Linked DNA regions of Homo sapiens: regions 1 and 2 are each linked to region 3. Evidence: chromatin contacts called from ENCODE Hi-C or POLR2A ChIA-PET data. All regions are on one chromosome and are shown on one strand. Each heading gives the region's core, a stretch centred on a gene start or an enhancer-like site at or near the end of the contact. The rest is flanking DNA. Distances are from core to core; before and after follow the strand shown. Region 1 overlaps LOC105372924 (a long non-coding RNA gene). Region 2 has its middle 110 kb from the start of LINC02869. Region 3 has its middle 150 kb from the start of LINC02869.

Region 1 (3,700 bases), core at 516-3,015, 45 kb after region 3:
TTTATAATATTTTAGAGACAAAAACAGAATACCTTCTTAGAATGGAAACCCCATTGTCAAAAAAGACTCTGGTACATGAGGTGATAGGCTAAGGAGATGAGGCTGAGCAGGTCAGAATATGAAAGCCTTGTGTTGCTTTGCTCTCCTCTCTCTGTTTCTCAGTTTTTTCAGCATCTTGATTCTTTTTACTCTTCTTCCTTCATTTCACTGAAAAAGCAGGTAACTAAGGATATATATCTACTCATTTCTCCAGCAAATATGAATTAGAAATCTGCCATTATGGAACACTGTGCCAGCTGCTGCAGGGAGTCAGGAATGCATAGGGCACAGATGATCTCCTCAGAATGCATTGGCGTTTATTAGGTTGGTGCAAAAGTCATTGCAGTTTTGCCACTACTTTTAATGCAAAAGCTGCAATTACTTTTGCAGCAATCTATTAGATATGTAGTTGCAGAAGGAGGCAATCAATGCTATGTGTCCCATGAACAGCAGAGATGACACATGCTTTGAGGCTTTCAGGAGATACCAAGACAACTTCTATTAAGGAAATCTTAGAATAATTCATAGAAAAGGTAACTGTAGAGATGGAGTTTGTTGGATGAGCAGCACAGAATTATGAAAGAAGAGAGGTTCTCAATAGGGAAAATGTGACCAATATGTCCACTGTGCAGAAAAGTAGAGGGGGAGAAAGACTGAACAAGGTTTGATCACAAGTGAGTACATTTGAGAGAGTATCTGTGTGTGTGTGTGTGAGAGCGGGGGAAACTGGCAGAAAATTAAAATTTAGGACGTCAACTGTTTTATCTAAATAATACCACCTCACATACTTGGCTGACTTTACCATGGAATTAAGCTCATGTATTCATTCATTCAATAGATATTAATGGATTGCCTATTGGGCCGGTACTAGGGATACAATAGTGAACAAAACAGAAAAATTTCCAAGTTCTAAATCCATAGAGCAAGCTAGAAACTCCTGAGCAGGAGCTGATGCTCCAGTCCACAGGTAGAACTTCTTCAGAGAGACCTCAGTGCTGTTCTTAAGGCCTTTCAACTAATTGGATCATTTCCACCCAGAAAATCTAGGATAATTTCATTCACATAAAGTCAACTTGAGTGTAGATGACTACCAAATACATTTACAGCATCATATCTACCATATAGCTTTATAGCATCACCTCGATTAGTGTCTGCCTGAATAACTGGGTACCATAGCCTGGCCAAGTTGACACCTAAAACTGACCGTCACAGATGACTCACCAATTTTTACCCAGTAACAAACTGACTGGCTTTGTGTGGACTATGACACCTCTTTCCTCTACCTTCTGTTTTTTTAACTGGCTCTTTTGAATTATGTAGATGGCTTCAGACTTGGATTTCCTGTCTGGCAGGCTATAGTCAGGTTCCAAATGACAAAATATTAATTAGGAGGACTGTGCATGATCTTGTTTACAAATTCATTAGCACTGGGAGCTTGGCTTTGGCAGTTGTTTGTCCTGATGCCATGGGGGTACATTTCAGCCCCCAAATAGCACCATCTGGATCTCATGTCCAACTTTGTGGCCATTCTAATCTTCATCTCTTTAATATAAGAAGAGTGGTGCTGCTCGCACTGCTGCCCATAATTCAATATTAAAATACTCCTTTAAGAACAAAATAGTGCCTGTGTGACTTGGTGTGTGTCATGGGGAAATTCTAGGGAGGAGAAATAACTGCTATCCACTTCATCCTATTGACCCCAGTGAACTCTGTTCAATAAATATTTGCAGAGTGACTGAATGCCAAAGCATGTCTTGAGTTTATGCAACTTGGTGACATTTCCACCGCTAAAACTGTTACTACAAACTTTATCTTGGAGAACTCATGATAGGTGGTGAAGTTGCTCCGAACCTAGGAAGCTGCTATTGGCCAAATTATGTGCTGTTGGAGAGAAACATTTCCTGTGTATTCAAAAAAAGTGGAGGCTTGGCATGACTAATATGGTAAGAATGTTCTCATCTTCTCCAGGAGAAGAATGGAGTCAGGTAGAGCTTTGCAACAATCCGTGGTCACAAACCTCAGTAGACACCCAGGTCATTAACTAACCACATGCATGTGGCACATGGAATGGAACATCCCAGAGCTCTGAAACCACAGGCATCTCTCTGCTGGATTAAAGGAAGCAATTTCACAGGCCCAGACAGAAAAGGGATGTGGTGATTTTTCAAACGATTCTGATTTATAGTCAATAAGGTGCAAGGTTATGATACACAGAGTAAATGAATCGTTTACACTCCTCCTCATCACTCCCTTCCAGAAGCTCTGGCTTCTGCTGGTTTCTAGGAAGATACCAAGAGTGTCACCTTTATGAGCACCATGCCTGGTCTTTGTATCTGTCATCCAGCCTCCCATCTGTGAAGTGATTCTTCAGAAACCCCTGACTTTGGTTACTAGCCAAGCCAGGGTGTGATATTTTTTCCTGTTTAATTAACAACAACAAAAAAAGGCTTGCGCATTTACTTTTGCCAGCTATCTGAAAGTTCAAAAGGTAAAGAACATTTCCGTCCACAAATAAGCCATGGAATGTATTTGGAAATTGAGTTTTCATCAGTAGTTGCTGTTTTGAGCCACTTATTCCACTGCTGAGGAAAGTGAAATGGGAGTTCTTTCCTGAAAGGGGGGGAAAAAAACCCAGAAACTTTGTATTTAGAATTTCACATCTATGGTAGAGGCTCTAGGAATTTGAGGTCATCTTTCTGACACTGATTTAGGCTAGTACACCCTCAGATGGGAGGTATTTATTATACCCATTGGTACAATGAAAGTTCAAATTTATACTGAAAGAAAATAATAAGATAAAGGCATGGCCATTTTGAGACCTTCTGATGATAGGCCATGATGGTACTTCATAAACCAACCTATCCTTAGCAAAAGACTCGTTTCATAAATTGCATTTTTAATTTATAATGATGCAAAGCTGAATGCCATATTTGCCGTGTAGGGCTACCCATTACAGACCAGGCATCCTGTCCATGGAACTTGGTAGAAAACCCCCAAAGTATCCCCTTTCATGCTGATCCAAGAGTCCAGATGCCACATTTTGTGCCACTTTATGAAGGAAGTGACATTTGAATTGAAGGCTGAAATGCAAGGAGGATTTAAATGACAGGGAAGGATGTAATTTAAGTGTCTGTCATCTGTCTGATCTCATCTCCCAACATTCTGAGGCTATTTTTCAAGAATTGAGAAAACTGTCTTGAATCCCCATCTTGCATATAGTACAAGGTCTAGTACCCTTCCTCAGCATACCTCAGAGGTCTTTAAGGGTCTATGTGTCCTTTGATCACCATTACCTATAATGTCTCGCTTCCACTGACTTCTCAGTCTCTTCTGTGTCTCATCTTCTCAAGCAATTTTTTTCCAGCCCTACATCAATGTGGTTCTCAGTTTCTCAAGATACCACTGATATAAAGCTGTTCAACATTCAGATTTTAAGGCCACCAAGAAGAGTTGCAACATGGCACAGAAGTGGCAACATCTTAGATTTTATACCATATATTGACATGGTATCTCATGTCGAATTTTAATTCCCAGTGTTGAATGAGGGGCCTGGTGAGAAGTGACTGAATCATGGGGGTGGACTTCTCCCTTGCTGTTCTTGTGATAGAGTTCTCCGAGATCTGCTTCTTTAATAGTGTATAGCACCTCCCCCTTACCTCTT
Region 2 (3,975 bases), core at 934-3,433, 40 kb before region 3:
TTGAGGGAAAAGGTTAAAAATATTTAGCTATGTCATTTTTGAATATCAGGAAGATCTAATATTTGGACAGGAGTTTTAGAAGTTCTGAATCTGCAAAGCTCCTGAGCATTTCAGTTTTGATTTTTTTTCTTTGCATTCTTCTTGATCTACATGTTCTAACACTGCTTTGTTTATTTTAGTGCTGAAAGAGTTTGCAACTTGTAGTTTATACTGCTCAAAGCCACTTTGGATAGTCTTCCCCTAGTCGAAGGACAAAATTATGCCCAGGGGCAAAACAGTAAAACAGGTAAAGTTTATCCTTGGCATCATCCTAAACTGTCTGGATTCCCACTCTTAGTCTTTTTAATTCATTTCTATTACTAATGCCCAACAGTGTCATAATTCTTCATCTTCTATCCAGGGTAAAAGTATTCAATAAATTCATTCATATTACAAGATTACTAAATTAATAATACACTTTCCAGAAATCTTTTTTTATCTTAAAAGAGAAAATCTAAGGAGAAGATCAATAATTATTTCAAAGGTATAAATGATGGATTGTAGCAGGTAAACGCTTTGAGTGTTAGTGTATGTGTCTTTAAATTTCCTCCCTTTGGGAAGCTGTACTTCTACAGAATGCCAGGGAGAGGCATGTGAGCCAGGTGGGCTAATGATGGGTGCTTCATCTCTTTGGCAATAAAAATTAGCTCAAGGTTTCTGTGCTTGAGCCATCTAAGCCCAAAGTCCTTTCTTGGAATCAATACAGGGATGGAGGAAAAGAATTGTTCTTTCTGTTGGGATTGCTAAAACAGGTAATTATGAGGATGAAGTGCCTGGACAATCATTGTTGGCCTGTAGAAGAAGCTCCTCTGCAGTCAAAAAACAATAATGATAAAGTCAACACATAGTGAGAAGAGCTGTGAGATGGAGAGACAGCTCTGGTTTGACATTATGACTCCTTCAAGCCAAATTAACTACAACTGAAATTAGATTTAAACATACTGTGCAAATGGTGTGTGTATGTGTGCATGTGTGTGTGTGTGCACTCACGTGTGTGGTGTGTATGTGTTATTCACATAATCCCTTCCTTATGTAGAACCACATTTCTCCCATCAGTGCCAGGAATAGACGTGTGAATTGGGATAGGCAGGCATCTCAGTTATGGTGAACTGTAAGGCACCAATTTCCACCCTACTTTTTTGGCAGTTGGGGTGGAGCTTGAACTAGGTCGACTTAAGTTTTTTTTGATACTTGGAATCAACAGTCCTGACTCATTAATTAACAGTAGGGTTTAAGATATTTTTGAGGGAGATATTTTTGAGTGGGTTATTTTTCTGTTGCCCCTCTCTCCTACCCTGTGAATGTTGATTTGTTGATGGTTTTGAATAATAATATCTTGTTGACATTGCAACTTGCCATTATTTTCTGATAAGCAGCTGTGATGTGGTCTCACTCTTTCTTTTTCTGCTGGTGTTTTCGATAGGATTCAATTCAATTCAGTTTGAGTCAATTTTTTCAGTTTAATTCATCTGGATTAGGTGCTCAGTGAGGCTCTTTTCTGGAAGGTAACCACTTTGCATTCCAACAATTATTCCACTTATAGAGGCCTAAAAATATGAGCCAATATTTCAGATTTTGCATGACAATCTATGCATCTTTTAGGTAAATCTGTTGAGCGCTGATAAAAATCAATGACTTGCCTCTGTTTTACCTTTAAAGCAATTCTGAAATCTTTCATAAGTAGAAGATAGGATTGGTGATTACAAGCTGATACTTGAAAAATTCACTGACAAGACAAAGATTATTTACATTGATATTTCTTATCCTGGGTGGTCATATAACTTTTCTTTCAAACATCACTGTCAATACCCTGATTAATGAAAGACTACAAACATGAGATGAAAGTATCAATCCTCTGTTTCACGTTAAGACTATATTTATTCTAAGTGATTATAACTGTACATTTATTTATATGAGTATGCCAACACATAATTCTTTTAAATAGAATCTATAAGTGGCTATCATAACCACCCTAGTTAGATATCACATGGATTCCAATGGAAGAAAAGACAAAACTGGTGGGACTTTCATAACTTTCTATTACTGCTCACTTCCTTTTTTATTTTCTAATATGACTTTGTTTTGGCTCCCATATTGTTGACATTGAGTGTGACTAAGCCTTTTCACTGAGGACCTTCTGTTCTCCTAGTCACTGCCTTTTGCTTTCCACCTGGGAGCTGGGGTCATCTTTCCACTTCCAGGGTGACTCTGGGTTCACAGTGAAGGGTCCTGGGTGGGAGGTTCTGATCGTGAGGGCAGGCCTGCCCAAAGGTCACTGCTGCTGTTGTAGGCACCAAGTCAATATCCCCAGCATGTCAACTGAGGACTTTCTCACATTTGCTTTTATTATAAAGCCATCTTGAGTGGAACAAACTCTATAAAATCAGCTAGCTGAAAAGTAAAAAATTCAGGCAGTCAGCTGATCCTTCTGCCTGCAGATCAGCAAATAACCATTGCGAGTGATGGCTTTTTCAAGATTACTTTGGATTGAAGCTATATATTCTGTAACAAAACCCAGCATGCTTGCTTTGATTAGCTTGATTGGCTAACAAAGTCATATGGAAAACAAAATGCATTTTTTTGTATTGACTTAAATGAAAATAACCTTCACCTTTTTTGTGACTGATTTGAATCCAATTTAATCTTGATGTTGTTCATAACCTAAGTGAGATTCATTGATGATAAGAATTACGTAAGTAGGCTGGGCGCGGTGGCTCACGCCTGTAATCCCAGCACTTTGGGAGGCCGAGGCGGGTGGATCACGTGGTCAGGAGATGGAGACCATCCTGGCTAACAGGGTGAAACCCCGTCTCTACTAGAAATACAAAAAAAATTAGGCGGGAGTGGTGGCAGGCGCCTGTAGTCCCAGCTACTCGGGAGGCTGAGGCAGGAGAATGGCGTGAACCTGGGAGGCGGAGCTTGCAGTGAGACGAGATTGAGCCACTGCACTCCAGCCTGGGCGACAGAGCGAGACTCCGTCACAAAAACAAACAAACAAACAAACAAACAAACAAACAAACAAAAGATTACTTAAGCAGTAAGATTCTTTAACAAGAGAAAAATTTTTTATAGCCTCAATTGAAGACTAACTTTCTTAATCAGCTGTACATTAGACTGTGACTATAAATATAAATTACATTAGTTCCTTTGGTTAAAATGACTTTCATATATGTGAGAAAAACTCAAGGACTAGCTTTAGTTAAACACTATTTATTTTCCCATCTCCAAAATGACAATCACTAGCAGTTAAATTGTAACTTTTAAATGAATTATTTTGACTTTACAAATACACAGGTTTATGCATAGAAATCTGGCTTTTCAAATGACTGAATCAAGTTGACTGGTGATCATTAATGATGATGCTTGAAAAAAAAAAACAACTGGCTATCCAAATGATAAATCCAGTAAATTAAGCATGGAATTATGAAAAATGCTATGCTATAGTTTAATGGGGTATTATGGCATAAAAAGTGTGAAATGTGGCTTTTGACATCAATCAATTTATAATCTACTTAAGAAGGACTTGTACACACACATACACACACAAACACACACACAAGATAGTTTCTAAATGCCAAGTAAATGTTGCAGTCAGAAGTGCAGAGAAGTTCGAAAGAAGGAGCAGTCCCAGAGGGCTAAGGTGACCAGAAACTTGAATTGAAGTTTAAAGGATAAAACAATTAATATAATTGAAGAGGGAGAAGGAAATGCTAAAGGAAAAAAATCATAAAATAAGCCTTTATTCCCCTTACAGTGCAATTGTAGCAATATTAGAAATGTAAGGAAGCACACGGTTTTAATAAAAAGTTAGAAAAATGACCTGATGTCTCTGATTGAATCTACATTATTTATAATATTTTTCTGTGCATATTCTGTAAAACAAATTAACAAGCTATTCAATTAGATTAACAGGTCAGTGGCTACTCTGATTATTTA
Region 3 (3,439 bases), core at 265-2,764:
GAGAGTCCAAACTTTAAAACTTTGGTCTGAATTTTTCAGCTGGGAAGATTTGAAATGATTCACCTATTCATTGATGTGAATTCTCCTTGGGGTGATAAAATGTGGCTACCATGGAAATGACTTAATTTTGTCAGACCCATAAGTTTCTGAACCTTCCAAAAAGTGATTTCTATAGACAAAAAATGGTCTATGAGTGTGTGCTTTGACTCCATATCACCATGAGGAATTATGGTATAATTATATTTCAAATAATATCAGTCTGTAAGTGAAATGAAATCTATTAAAAAATGTTACATTATAAGTGACAATTCACTGATAATCCTTCCAGAAGATCAAAAGCAGAATTCAGACATTTATAGCTGTATGAATATATGTATCTGTATAAATTCCAGAAATATGTAAATTGTGAGTGCATATATATAGTTGTGTAGAATTTATATAAATTTTTGAAAAAATTCTATATGTGTTTATGTAGATTAAGATCAAGATCACAGTCCAGATATGCTTTATTATTTTTTGACTGCTTGGGCTATAAGGGCTTAAGGAGAGGTAGGAAGAGAGGCTTTTCTATGAAAAAAGACTGTTCTCATGCCATTTTCAGTCTGGGTGGAATTCAAAAGTATTAGAGTTTTCACAAACAGCCTTCTTCTCAAAGGTTTTTTGGCCAAGTTTTGATACCCCAAGAGGCTGAGGAAAATATCTGGCCTTCTGAGCACATACCACACTGTCCAAACCTTTTTAGCCTGACCCGTCACAGGCAATGGCAGCAACAAAATAGGCAGCATCTTAAGCAAACAAGACAGCTAGACTTTAAGACAGGCAGCCTTAAATTTGTGTTCTTGTAAGAAACGTTCAATTCAAAAATGTTTTCTTTTAACAGAGTTAAAAATAGTTGAAACTGAAATAGCTCATCCTATGAAACACTTAAGAGTAAAATGTGTGTTTTACTTTATTTTCTTTCTTTCCTGAAAAAATGTGTTGCATTAGACAAATCAGGCCACTGCAGCCAGGATGGAATGTTAACCATGCCACTGGATGGCAAATTGGAGGGGCACATGCCTTTCATCTTAATTATAGGCTGGACAGGGGAATGCACTATAGTCTCTGCTACATATAAGCAGGAGAAAACTTTCCCAGGGTATTTTTCTTTTGCATTTCTGACTCTTATTGGATTGGAAACTTGTCCATGTGACCCAGCAGGGTCCACTTTCCTTAATAAGGTTAAAAATATGCCAGAAATGCTTTCCTTAGCACAGCCTATGAGTGTCAAATGTGAAGGTGACAGCACTCCCTTTCCTTTTGATTCTATTTCACATTTTCTTGGAGAAAGTCCCACTGTTATCCTACAATTCTCTTCCAATGTTACCCTTCTGATAGGGTCCATAAACTAGAGTGTCATCTGAGATGGAATAATTGTAGAGATTCATTTTGTGTCACTGTAAAATACAGATTTTGTTCTTTTTTTATGACTCTAATGACTCACCTTCACTAAATCACAGCCCTTGAGATGTTTTTCCTGTAATGGGAATGCATTGACGCTGAGTCATCCATACTCTTAATCAGGGTCCCTTATGACCAGGAATTGCATCTAGAATTGGGAGTAGTCTATAACTGCAACAGAGTCTATCTAATGGGCTTTTAAAAGGGTAATGAAGTGATCAAGAGTATCTACTTTAGTTAAGAAGAATTGGTGTTAAATTTGGGGATTGCCATTGGATCTTTGGTAGACTTTTTATTTTCAAATCTCCCCTTCATCTTGCAAGTTGGTTACATAAAGTTGTTGCAAGGATTAAATGCAATAATGCATCAGATGTATTTAACAGAGTGCTGAGGTTATTTTAAGGAGAATGCCTTAACCTTATTCTCATTTCTAATCAATTGAACCAAGTAGCTGTAGAAAGATTACATAATTCCATAGGTAAAAATGCTCTCAGTATGATTAAAAATATTCTCTCCTGATTTCTAAACACTACTATCATCCAAACCTTTGAGACCAGTGGGTCTCAAATAGGGATAAATTTTGCTCCCCCAGCAGACATTTGCCAACAGCTAGAAACATTTTTTGCTGTCATCCCTTCAGGGCAGTGGATGTATCTGACACCTAGTGAATACAGGCCACGGATGTTGCAAAACATTCTATTATATAGAAGGCAGTCCCCGACAACAAAGAATAATCTGGATTAAAATGCAGATAGTGCAGAGTTTGAGAGACCCTGGTTTAGAATAAAAGCTTTAGGGTCTATTGTTTGGTCTGAAAAGCTATCACAGCGGACATTCAAAGAAACAAACCTATTACATTTTTCTCCATGCCTCATTTATTCTAGGAACAGTTTCTAGTGTCTACTGCATTTGGAACCCAGCATTGTTGGTGGTTCTGATAGGCTCTGGACTTGTGAAGCCAATGTGCTTCTGAAGAGGTCATGAAGCCATGTAACGGGTAAAGGACAGACAGAGGAATTAGTTAAACCCTTCTGATGGTAAATGAATGCCTTAAAACCTAGAGATTAAATATAAATTAGAAACAGTTTAGATGATTTAATACCATTGCTATGACTAAAAGAGAATTTTCCGAACTAAATTCATCTTCGTAAGAGGTTGATATTTTCACCGATTGACAAGCTTTAAGTAGGTTGTGGTAAGTGTAGAAACTGGCCTGTCTACAGACTAGCTGCTGCTTTTTCAAATCCAGGTGATGCCCAATGCCAGGTTTGAAGAATGCCAGATTCAAGGTTTACAAAAATAATATTCACTAAAAAAGATAAAATGGCTAATTATTATTGAATTTAAAATTAAAACTTTCCCAGTAAATTCAGGAAATTTACGAATTTCCCTGTTAATCAGTAAAATATTTTGTTTTAACCACCCATCTTTTAAATATCTAAAATTCACTTTTCTTTTAGGGAAGTATAATCTTCTTCTGTCAAATTGCAAACAAACTGGTTTCAGTATCGAGATCTACATTTACGTGTAGTCACATTCATCAGCTAATAACAATTTGTAGTGTATGTTATTTCCCACATGTATGTAGTAAGTGTTTTCAGGGTTATTCTACTATTTGTTCCCTTCCCCTACTCTGAATGTATCTGTCATAATTTGCTTTTGATGAATTTTTTTCTGATGTCCCCAGGATCAATAGGCCACTCAATTCACCACAACTAAATAAGGCAGTTTCATAATCAGAAAAATAAATGAGTCCAGACCTCTGTCATTTGAAGTCTATGTTTATGGTTCATGGCAAACCAAAAAGTTCTCAGCCACATATTATTCTATTCTTGGCAATGAGAAATTATTTTGCTCGTGTTGGCATGTTGCTCTGTTTAGATCCAACTTTTATTGGTACTAAAATTGTTGTGTTGTAATTGACTGATTGATTAAAACTAGAAAAAAAATTAGGAAAGCTTAGTGTAAAATATATATAAAGCTACTTTTATTTTTTGTT

What was found. A loop is a pair of places that touch in the nucleus more often than their neighbours do. ChIA-PET counts read pairs that join two places held with the same protein, here RNA polymerase II (POLR2A). Pooled maps may share reads with other maps.
Region 1: a loop to region 3 is called in a map of PC-9, with 9 times the contacts of the local background. The contact joins two enhancer-like sites. A Hi-C loop is called at or near these places in 7 of 168 maps with a recorded cell type or tissue (Caco-2, MCF 10A, PC-3 and 4 more) and 3 of 50 pooled maps. POLR2A ChIA-PET finds 5 or more read pairs at or near these places in 6 of 52 experiments (A549, AG04449, BJ and 3 more).
Region 2: a loop to region 3 is called in a map of PC-3, with 2.7 times the contacts of the local background. The contact joins two enhancer-like sites. A Hi-C loop is called at or near these places in 3 of 168 maps with a recorded cell type or tissue (PC-3, aorta and tibial artery), 1 of 37 single-sample maps with no recorded cell type and 1 of 50 pooled maps. POLR2A ChIA-PET finds 5 or more read pairs at or near these places in 1 of 52 experiments (MCF 10A).

What each region holds. Positions count from the first base shown.
Region 1 is chr1:218,704,271-218,707,970 of GRCh38, forward strand. All of the region lies in intron 3 of LOC105372924 (a long non-coding RNA gene), which reads right to left. Among named protein-coding and RNA genes, the nearest start is that of LINC02869, 200 kb to the left of the region's middle. Within about 2 kb of position 1,766, at least 9 of the 41 ENCODE cell types and tissues checked have a DNase peak (open chromatin) inside an H3K27ac peak, as active enhancers do; they include PC-3, PC-9, endothelial cell of umbilical vein and 1 more, where a contact is called at or near this core.
Region 2 is chr1:218,618,993-218,622,967 of GRCh38, forward strand. No RefSeq gene overlaps it. Among named protein-coding and RNA genes, the nearest start is that of LINC02869, 110 kb to the left of the region's middle. RefSeq lists an enhancer at 2,873-3,372. Within about 2 kb of position 2,184, at least 4 of the 41 ENCODE cell types and tissues checked have a DNase peak (open chromatin) inside an H3K27ac peak, as active enhancers do; they include PC-3, where a contact is called at or near this core.
Region 3 is chr1:218,659,382-218,662,820 of GRCh38, forward strand. No RefSeq gene overlaps it. Among named protein-coding and RNA genes, the nearest start is that of LINC02869, 150 kb to the left of the region's middle. Within about 2 kb of position 1,515, at least 6 of the 41 ENCODE cell types and tissues checked have a DNase peak (open chromatin) inside an H3K27ac peak, as active enhancers do; they include PC-3, PC-9, endothelial cell of umbilical vein and 1 more, where a contact is called at or near this core.